Regions from separate parts of the Homo sapiens genome. Here region 2 is linked to region 1. A link is a loop called in an ENCODE intact Hi-C map of the cell type or tissue named here. Cell type or tissue: GM12878. All regions are shown on one strand.

Region 1 (5,000 bases):
AACAAATGTCATAATCTCACCAAATAACATTTATATTTTGTTGCATATGTACACACATATAATTGTACACTACAGAGTATGTGATATGTACTATGTCATTTTCAGCTAAAATATTTAGCACCTTGCTAACATCCCTGGTTCAAGGTTTCTTCTTATGTATGGTCGTAGTTCAATTTCTCAAGTCTAGCTAATATTGCAGATGTGATTCTGGTGCTCAGAGCAAGCAAAGCCAGGGACAATGTCTGACAAATTCAATAATAATTTATGAATGAATGATTGATTGGTTTTTTAATATGATTAGCTCTCCTTGGATGCTTTCAGTCAGTTAAGTCATGAAAGTAAACACTTTCTGAGTTAACTGACTGAAAGGTGCCCAAGAGGTCTGAAGACAAAGAAGTTATGCACTTAAGACTGAGCCATGGGGAGCCCCACATTGACTGGATCACAGTTTATAAGGGATTCCTGAAATATGTTCATATTTGGCATACCCTTAAATAATCAAAAATTTAACTCACCTAGATATTTGAAAAATTGGAATCAATACATGAGGCAAAAGAGGAAAGGACAGACATGAGTGTAAGAACCATTTCAGTCTTCTTACATATTATTTATACTGCTATTACCATCAAAATGCTGACCACACTCCAAAACTATCTCACAAATTTCCCATAATCCCTCAGAGACACCAATCCCTAGATAAAAAGGCTTGGCTTAAATGCTTCCATTATATCTTTGTTTATAGATTTTGCTCATGCTGCATAACATTAAGATATTGACTGAGATATCTTTGCTTCAAATTTCCCCCCACTCAGAAAGCAGCAATAGTTTTCTCAGCCCAGCCCTAAAAGGAAGATCTTCTAGAGCAGAAAAGAGAGACAATTCTTAGTTTTGTTTCCCAAAATGAACTCTAGACTCTAATAGTAAATAAATAGTCTTGAATGCTGTATTAGTTTGCTAGGGCTGCCATAACAATATGCCACAGATTGGGTGGCTTGAATAACGGACATGTATTTCTTACAGTTCTGGAGGCTGGAAGTCCAAGATCAAGGTGTCAGCAGGCTTGGTTTCTTCTGAGGCCTGTTTTGTCTTGTAGACGGCTGCCTTCTCACTGTGGCTTCACATGACTTTTCTTTCTCACTGTGTCCTCACACACTCTTTGTTTGTGCATCTCTGCTGTATCTTTATGTGTCTAATTTTCTCTTCTTATAAGGACAACAGACAGATTGGATCTGGGCCCACCTTAAAGCCTCATGTTAACTTAATCACCTCTTCAAAGGCCCTATCACCAAGTATCATCACATTCTGAAATACTGAGGGTTAGAGCTTTAAAATATGACTTTTGGACGGACACATTTCCGCCTATAACAAACCCCAAGGCACATTTGACTTTACTTCTGAAGGAAAAAAAAAATACTAATTACAAAAATGTTTCCAAAAAGTTTGTTGCAAAAGGATATTGAGTCCCTGTCTCACAATGCCAGATTTAGCAAATAAAAATATAGAATATCAATTTAAATTTGAATTTCAGATAAATTTGAATTTCAGATAAACAAATAATTTTTTAGCATTAAGAAGTTCCACAAAATTTGGGGCATTCAAATTTAATTGGGCATTTTGTATTTTATCTGTGAATGTTAGTCTCAGATAAACAGGATGAAGAGCATGATAATGAGTCGTGTCATGGGTCCTACACTCTGTTCCACTGCAAGGTTAAATCCCTTGCACAGGAAACAACAGCACCCCCAACATGAGTTTGGGGGTCCCAAAGCAGAGAAAACTAGGTCCTGATTTGCATTTAGAATTCTGAGAGAAAACAGCTTTGCAGGGTGTAATGTGATGATACGGGACAGTGATTAGAATAGGAACAGTGGGTCACATCTAGAGACAGGGTCTGAGGTGGTGACCTCACCTTCCCCCATCATAGTACATACATCTTCTTTTTCTGTGGTTCCAAAACCAAAGGTTTCCTGTGATTGCAAGATAAATACAGAGGTTGGCTGAGTGTGGAGAGGCAGGCCTGAAATGGCCGCATGGTTTGAGTCAAAACTAAACATGTTTTAGACAACACTGTAACTGAAGTGTTTTAAAGTTTATACAGCAGTGGTGGTTACAGACAATGTGTCTAGAGGCAACCTAAAATCACCAGGGATGGTCTAGTCCAGGAAAAGCCATGCATATGGATGCCATTAACCAAGGATCAAAATTCTCTCCCCAGACCTCTCAATAGTATGTTAGCCCTTCTGCAATTTAGAAGCCCCACACCCCCAAAAGAACAGCCAAAGTCAAAGAGAGGTATTATAAAGTGACAGTCAAAGAGACATTAAGTTTAACCTGGAACTAGCTGAGCTTACCTTGAGTTTATCCATATTGTATTTCCATCTCAGCTGCTGGCAAATCAACATTCCCTATCATATATCATTAAAGTTGATTATTTGAACCTTAAAGCAAAACTTAACATTTAATTAAATTTCATTTCATTGCTCTACCATTTGAGATTTTTTTAAAATTGTAATCCTGCCACTTAATATCTATCCAAGAGGAATTCATTTCATATTCTAAACATTTTTTAAAATCTAGACACAATCTTTGTAAGAAGTTTCCTACAAAAGTGAGAGGTGAAGCCAGTTGGACTTCCTGGGTCATGTGGGGACTTGGAGATTTTTTGTGTCTAGCTAAAGGATTGTAAATGTACCAATCAGCACTCTGTGTCTAGCTAAAGGATTGTAAATGCACCAATCAGCACTCTGTAAAAACACAGCAATCAGAGCTCTGTGTCTAGCTAAAGGATTGTAAATGCACTATCAGCACTCTGTAAAATGGACCAATCAGCAGGACATGGGTGGGGACAAATAAGGGAATAAAAGCTGGCCACCCCAGCCAGCAGCGGCAGCCTGCTTGGGTCCCCTTCCATGCTGTGGAAGCTTTGTTCTTTCGCTCTTCACAATAAATCTTGCTTCTGCTCGCTCTTTGGGTCTGCGCCACCTTTAAGAGCTCTAACACTCACCGCGAAGGTCCGAGGCTTCATTCTTGAAGTCAGTGAGACCAAGAACCCACCGGAAGGAACCAACTCCAGACACATTTTGGCAACCATGAAGGGACTATTGCCTATCACCAAGCAGTGAGTACCATCGGACCCCTTTCGCTTGCTATTCTGTCCTATTTTTCCTTAGAATTCGGGGGCTAAACACCAGGCAACTGTTGGCCAGTTAAAAGAGACTAGTGTGGCCGTCAGACTGAAGACAGGGGTGTCAGGGTTTCTGGGAAAGGGCTCTCTGACAACCCCCGGCTCTTTGGAGTTGGGAGCATTGGTTTGCCTGGAACCAGCTTCCACTTTTCCTGTACTTCTGGGCTGAGCCGAGGGTCGACGGAGAGGAAAGCCATTCAGCTCTGGGGTCCAGACAAAAAGTTGGTTGACCCTGTAGCCATGTGTGGAACTTTCAAAGTCATGTCACCCAAGCGAAACTTGCCCATCTATCCTATCTAGCCTGACCCTCGCCTCTTGGGTCCTAATGCCAGTCAGACAAGCTTCCTCTTACCTCCATTCTCCGAGGCTAGTCCCACTTCTAAAAACCACTCCCTGTCTCTGGTGCTTTTCTAGTTTCTCCTATAAGAATGATTTCTAGTATAAACTTCAGGACTCTGTTACCTTCTTTAGGCACCTGGGCTTACCAATCAGAGGCATAATTTTTGCCCAAAGCCCTGTCGGGTGGGGACTATCTGGAATTTTAGGATCTCCCCTCAGACTAGAAGGCCTAACAAAAGCTATTCCTGAAGCTAGGATATGGGGAGTCTCAGAAATGATATCCTTCCTATCCATATGATGAGAAGTAGGACAAAAGGCGTCACTCTTCCAACCCTGGAGATCCCTTCCCTCCCTCAGGGTATGGCCCTCCACTTCATTTTTGGGGCATAACATCTTTATAGGACAGTGGTAAGGTCCCAATACTAACAGGAGAATGCTTAGGACTCTAACAGGTTTTTGAGAATGCATCGGTAAGAGCCACTAAATCCAATTTTTCTCGGTCCTCTTTGTGGTCTAGGAGGACAGGCAAAGGTGCAGGTTTTCAAGAAAGCATCAGTAAGGGCCACTAAATCCGACCTTCCTCGGTCCTCCCTGTGGTGTAGGAGGAAAACTAGTGTTTCTGCTGCTGCGTCAGTGAGCACAACTATTCTGATCAACAGGGTCCAGGGACCGTTGTGGGTTCTTGAGCAAGAAGGGTTTCTGCTGCTGCGTCGGTGAGTGCAACTATTCCGATCAGCAGGGTCTGGGGACCGTTGCGAGTTCTTGGGTAGCAGCAGGAAAACAAACAAACCAAAATCATGGGCAGATTTTTCTTTCACATGGGAAACACTCAGTCATCAACAGGCTCATCCTTGAAATGCATCCTAAGCCATTGGGACCAATTTGACCCACAAACCCTGAAAAAGAGGCAGCTCATTTTTTTCTGCACTATTGCCTGGTCCCAATATTCTCTCTCTGATAGGGAAAAATGGCCACCTGAGGGAGGTATAAATAACAATACTATCCTGCAGCTTGACCTTTGCTGTAAGAGGGAAGGCAAACGGAGTGAAATACCTTATGTCCAAGCTTTCTTTTCATTGAAGGTGAATCCACAACTATGCAAAGCTTGCAATTTACATCCCACAGGAGGACCTCTCAGCTTACCCCCATAGCCTAGCCTCCCTATAGCTCCCCTTCCTATTAATGATAAGCCTCCTCCAATCTCCCCTGCCCAGAAGGAAATAAGCAAAGAAATCTCCAAGAGACCAAAAAAACCCCCGGGCTATCAGTTATGTCCCCTTCAAGCTGTAGGGGGAGGGGAATTTGGCCCAACCCAGGTACATGTCCCCTTCTCCCTCTCTGATTTAAAGCAGATCAAGGTAGACCTGGGGAAGTTTTCAGATGATCCTGATAGGTACATAGATGTCCTACAGGGTCTAGGGCAAACCTTTGATCTCACTTGGAAAGATGTCATGCTATTGTTAGATCAAACCCTGGC
Region 2 (5,000 bases), 1.4 Mb before region 1:
ACACACACACACTCACACACACACACACACACAATTCTGGGCTAGTATATCAGTACTGAAGGGGCTCTTTTAGGGTAGTCAAGGGAGGCTTGCTAAGGAGGTGACAAAAGCCAAATTATATTTCCTCCCTTTAGTTTTCACTGTTCCTTTATGGCAGAGCCCTTGCTGGTAGACAGATGTGGGGTACAAGACAATCAGGAGGGCAGAGTGTCAGTCCTACAAAGAAGCTGCAGTGCTGAGAGGGCAATAAGATGGATACTGAGGTCGGACACCTGGGTAATAGGCCAGACCTTTGTATGGGCCCTTTCTATGGCTGGGGATAGGGAGAATTTCCCTTTAGGAGTTGAGGGGCCAGCAACTTAGTCTCTCAGTCAGTGGAGACAGGGTGGGAGGGTGAGTAGCAGGTAAGAGCCTACCTGGCAATTATGGAGGGATAAAAATATCCAGATCAAGGGAGTGTCCCCAGCATGCATTCAGCTTCCCTTCTTGGATGATACCCCTGAAAAATCTGAGAAGCTGTAGGATAGTCAAATGTGACCTTCCAAAAGTTGCTGATACCAGTCAAATTGATACCAAACACTAATCTAAAGACTCATAAATGTGTGTCGCTGAATTCATTCAAAGGTCCTGGTCAGTTATTTAAAACCTTCCTGTGATTAATAGACTTAAACCTTACCAACGAGAGTGAGAGAGAGAGAGACAGAGAGAGAGAGAGAGAGAGAGAGAGAGACTGTGTGTGTGAGAGAGAAAACCATGCAAAAATTGTCTTTGATGACTAAAATTAACAGAATAAACTCATAGGATAAGTCAAATCATCTTCTCAGACTATGGTTTTTTTTTTTTTTGAAGTGAAAAAAAAAACTCTTCAAAAACTTCTCCTAGAGCAAGAAAAACTTCCAAAATCTGAGAGAAATGACAGGTATTTTAAGACTAAAGTTTGATTAGAAATGTGATAAGATAAAGGTAGTTCTCAGGAACAATGGAGGAAATTTGAAAATACTCCCTCTGAACTCCAGAAATAGAAATGCAAATCTGAAACTGTCGCTGAATGATTTAAAGAAGTTGAACAAACTTAACATAATCATATTGCAGATCAGGCGATTCTGAGGTGAAATTAAGGATGAAAATCATATGAAAGAGGAAAAGGTCAGAGAAAAGAAGCAAGAGTAGGGAAATAAAAGGCAAAAGAAAATCACAGAAAGAGGCAGAACAAAGGCCATCTTCACTTTGCACTTAACTCAGGTATGTCCTCCTGGTCTGTCTTCTAGGGTAGGGGCAAGAAGCTGATCTAGAAGCCAGATAAATTTGATGTTTCTGTTTATCCATTTCACCTAAAATGCTGATTTCCTCTCTCTTCATCCAGTTTTCTTCTGCTTCTAGTTTTTATTTTCTGGTTATCCTGATCAATTTTGATTTTCCTTTTCCTGGAGTGTTCATAGAGAAGATACAGCTTAGACTGACAGACAATTGGGTCATCAGAATAAAATCTAGGATAGTTTCATATGTATAAGATATGCTATATTTTAAAGTAAACTTTGAAGTTGATTCAATTTCACACTTCCAATCAAATGGCACTATTGTAATAGAGAGCCATTATAAAGAAGCTACAGAACTTCAAGCTTAGATTTCCTCAGCTTTGATAAATTGAGGTCTGCAATACACTGCCCTTAAAAAGTCTCCTTCACTAAAATACCTTACTCATTCTGACCAGAGTGAGGGCTATATAGCATACTCATCCTCAACTGTGGAGAAGCTAGAATAAATGGTGTAGGGTCTTCTGTGTCTTGGGGAAGCTCTATGTGTGCATCTCACATGCCACCCTTCTTGACACTGTATTAGTCAAGTCCTCTTGCCTATACTTCTGTTTTGGTTTCTGATGAGAACTTTACTTTTCTCTGATAAGGTTGACACATTGTTGAGAAGTTCAGCAAGCTTACAGAGGCTCTGACTTTCAGCCTATCTCTCGTCTTTTGTGGGTCCTTCCTCTTAGGAGAATACACAAGACATTATTCCCTGACATGCTTTTTGAGGCTCTGTAAGAAATGAACACTTTACCAAAAACCCCTTTGTAGCCTGCTGCGTGAAAGTGAGAATTACCACTGTGGGGAAATTCCAGCTCAGTGGTTCTCCACTCTGGCTTCACATTAAAAACACCTGGGGCATTTAAAAACCAATGCAGATACCTCAGCCCCCAGTCCAGGAAAGTTAATCAGAATCACTTGGATATAGGTAGTTTCGAAAGCTCCCCAGGTGATCCTCATGTATTGCCACAGCTGAGAATCATTGCCTCTGTTAGTTGCTCTGCCCATCTAATTGAAATAGATTCTCTCAGGTGTCGCTGAATAAGGACCAGGTTTACTTAAGCTCACCATTTCTGTAGAAATTTAGATTCTGGTAACCACTATCAGGAGATCTGTATTAGGTCAGTTCACTCAACCCTGGCTTTCCTATTTCAGCTTCCTTTGCAACTCTGTCAGTGGAAGACAAGTTGGGGTAGACAGGGTACAAGGACAGCATGGAAGAAAGAAAAAAATGCATCCCATTTTTTGTTATTTTCTCAACAGTCTCTGAAAGAAAAGAAAAAGAAGGTGAGTGTGAATAAAACCTTTGCAGCTTTATTCAAAGTGTTAGAATCTATACCCTATATTTCTTGTTGGATATAAACTAGGGCAAATAACATCCTCAGAAAAGTGTTTCTTTTCTTGTTGCCAAAAATGTAAAACTAGGATAAAAGATAAAAAGTTTTCTACGTGAGGGTTAGAGACAACTCATCTGTTAATTTCCTGCTCCTGTTGGCTTACTTGCCTAGCCTTCTGACTTCTGCTGCCTATAAAAAAGTCATATATGGGCATTTGCAGTTTTGATGAGGTAAAATTTTAGAATACTCTGGATGAGATACCGTCACAGAGTAAAATGGTGGGGTTCATCATATTTCATTAGGATAAGCTGAAGGGAAATATTTGTAGGTAATTTAATTTCCAGAAATAAGAGTTCAAGTGTGATCGTTAGGTCAGTGGAGAAATTAAACTTATTCTTTATAACTTATTAAGTCCAGTGAGAAATGTCTAGGAGTGGATGTAGAGAAGTACAGTGACTTTTAGTAAAAAGGTTATTCCAAGTAACACTCTTTGGAGCCTTCAGGAATGAAAACGTAGGTATGAGGCATTCTCACTTGGATTTTAATGGTTCTGATAAAATGGCATGGAGGAGTAGTGATTTGAAAAAGAGCAAATACCACCCAGTTGCTTTTTATTAGGGTTATAGAATTGTACCTGGTAAAAGGAATAACCAAGAACCCGTGATGAAGCTCTGGGAAGTCACTTGAGTGAAGCCGAGAAAACTACCTTATTTGAAAAAAAGCACACATCCTAAAAGAAAATCAGATGAAAGATTATGTTCTCTCTCAAATGGTATCTGGTTAGCAGGGCCTGAGGCAGAAACTCAACATTGAAAACTAACACAGACAGATACCCTGCCACCCTTATCCTGGAGGAATTTCTAATTTTAACAACAGCAGACCCAGAGTGAAATCAGCTTCTGTATCTCCTCAGTGAGCAGCAGTTACTCTTATTCAACAAATGTTTGTAGAATACATGAATTATGTATAAGAATATATATAATTATATAAGAGAATGAATAATGAGATAAAAAGAAATCAAGAAGGCACTTTAACCCTGCCACATTGGTAATATCAATCAAATGTCTTCAATTAATTCCTACCCTTTGATCTAGCAATTATACCTTAGGAATCTGTTCTAAGGATATAAAAAATGCAAATTTATGTGAAGTATCTTCATAAAAGCATTATTCATAATATTAAAACATTACAATATTGGATTAAATCGAAATGTTCAATAATGTGAAAATAATTAGATGATTGCATATTATGTTTCTGAAGGCTGTATATTATAAAAACCCGCATTTTCTACTAAGTGGGAAAAATAAATGTATATACACATTTTTCTTATAATTAAAGAAATAAGTGACTTTTCTGTCTGTCTACAAAAGACTAAAAAGAAATATATCACCATGTTGACGGTAGATATCTGGGTATTTGGGTAATAGATTGTTATTGTCTACATCTTGTACAATAAGTTTTGTGTTACTTTTTTATTTGAAAAAAACCAGAGATATTAATTTTAGGAAGCTTTTTTATATCTTGAGATTGTAGATAAAGATACTGTACAAAGATTCCTCTGATATGGTTCAATCAAAGAGTATTTACCATGTGGTAAGCACTGCATATGGTTGTAGATGGTATTGAAGTTTCTTCAGAAGGTGTCTGGGGGCAGAGAGCTAGCTATCTGGTTGAAATAGTACAAAAGTCCATTTAATGTATGCTAAATTGAAAGGCCTGATTGAAGTACTGGGGAGGGACAGAGTAGATTGAGGTATACGAGCTGCTGTAGGCAGAATGACTTCAAGAGTATTGAGGCTGATGAAATTTCAAGTTGTCCCTAAAGAACAAGGTGTTACAGGCAGGGCAAGTGGTAGAAGTAGAAACAAACACTGAGTGAGCTATGAAAAAAAGACAAGGCAAATCTGAATGGAGATTGCATGTTGGGGAATAGTGGAAAATAAACTTAGATAATTTGGGGGAAGTTGGATTTTGAGCAGGGTTATGAATTGGCAAGAGAACTGATAGGGCTATGTGTGTTCAATGTAAGAATGAAATAAGTAAAGCAACTAAGTCAGTTGTTGCAATTTTTAAAGGACTAGGGGAAATGAAAGAACTAGACTGAGTGGGATCTACGCAATTGATGATACAGAAGCTATAAATAGTCACCATCAAATGGTTGTTGGGAGAAAACACAATCTGCAAGATAAAAATGGGGGAGGTAAGGCCAGGCTTTTGCCTGTAATCTCAGCACTTTGGAAGGCCAAGGTAGGAAGATAACTTCAGGCCAGGAGTTCAAAACCAGCCTGGGCAACATAACAAGACCCTGTCTTTACAAGAAAAAAAAAATAAATTGGGCAGAATAAAAAGAATAAGCCTTTTA

What was found. Hi-C counts contacts between places; a loop is a spot of excess contacts. Peaks named below come from ENCODE experiments on the same cell type or tissue, not always from the same donor. Only the 100,000 strongest peaks of a DNase experiment are listed, where the experiment ranks them.
Region 2: it touches region 1 in a loop (4-fold over the local background); 1 of 110 quality-filtered maps calls a loop at or near these places.

The regions. Positions count from the first base shown.
Region 1 is chr6:116,088,485-116,093,484 of GRCh38, forward strand. It overlaps a transcript of FRK not described here. Among named protein-coding and RNA genes, the nearest start is that of NT5DC1, 9.9 kb to the right of the region's middle. RefSeq lists enhancers at 300-469, 1,843-2,052 and a silencer at 2,662-2,907. In GM12878, no CTCF peak of the experiment used is centred here; a DNase peak (open chromatin) is centred at 1,907; H3K4me3 peaks cover 324 bases; H3K27ac peaks cover 2,816 bases.
Region 2 is chr6:114,713,200-114,718,199 of GRCh38, forward strand. No RefSeq gene overlaps it. Among named protein-coding and RNA genes, the nearest start is that of LNCPOIR, 170 kb to the left of the region's middle. In GM12878, no CTCF peak of the experiment used is centred here; DNase peaks (open chromatin) are centred at 549 and 2,012; H3K27ac peaks cover 1,538 bases.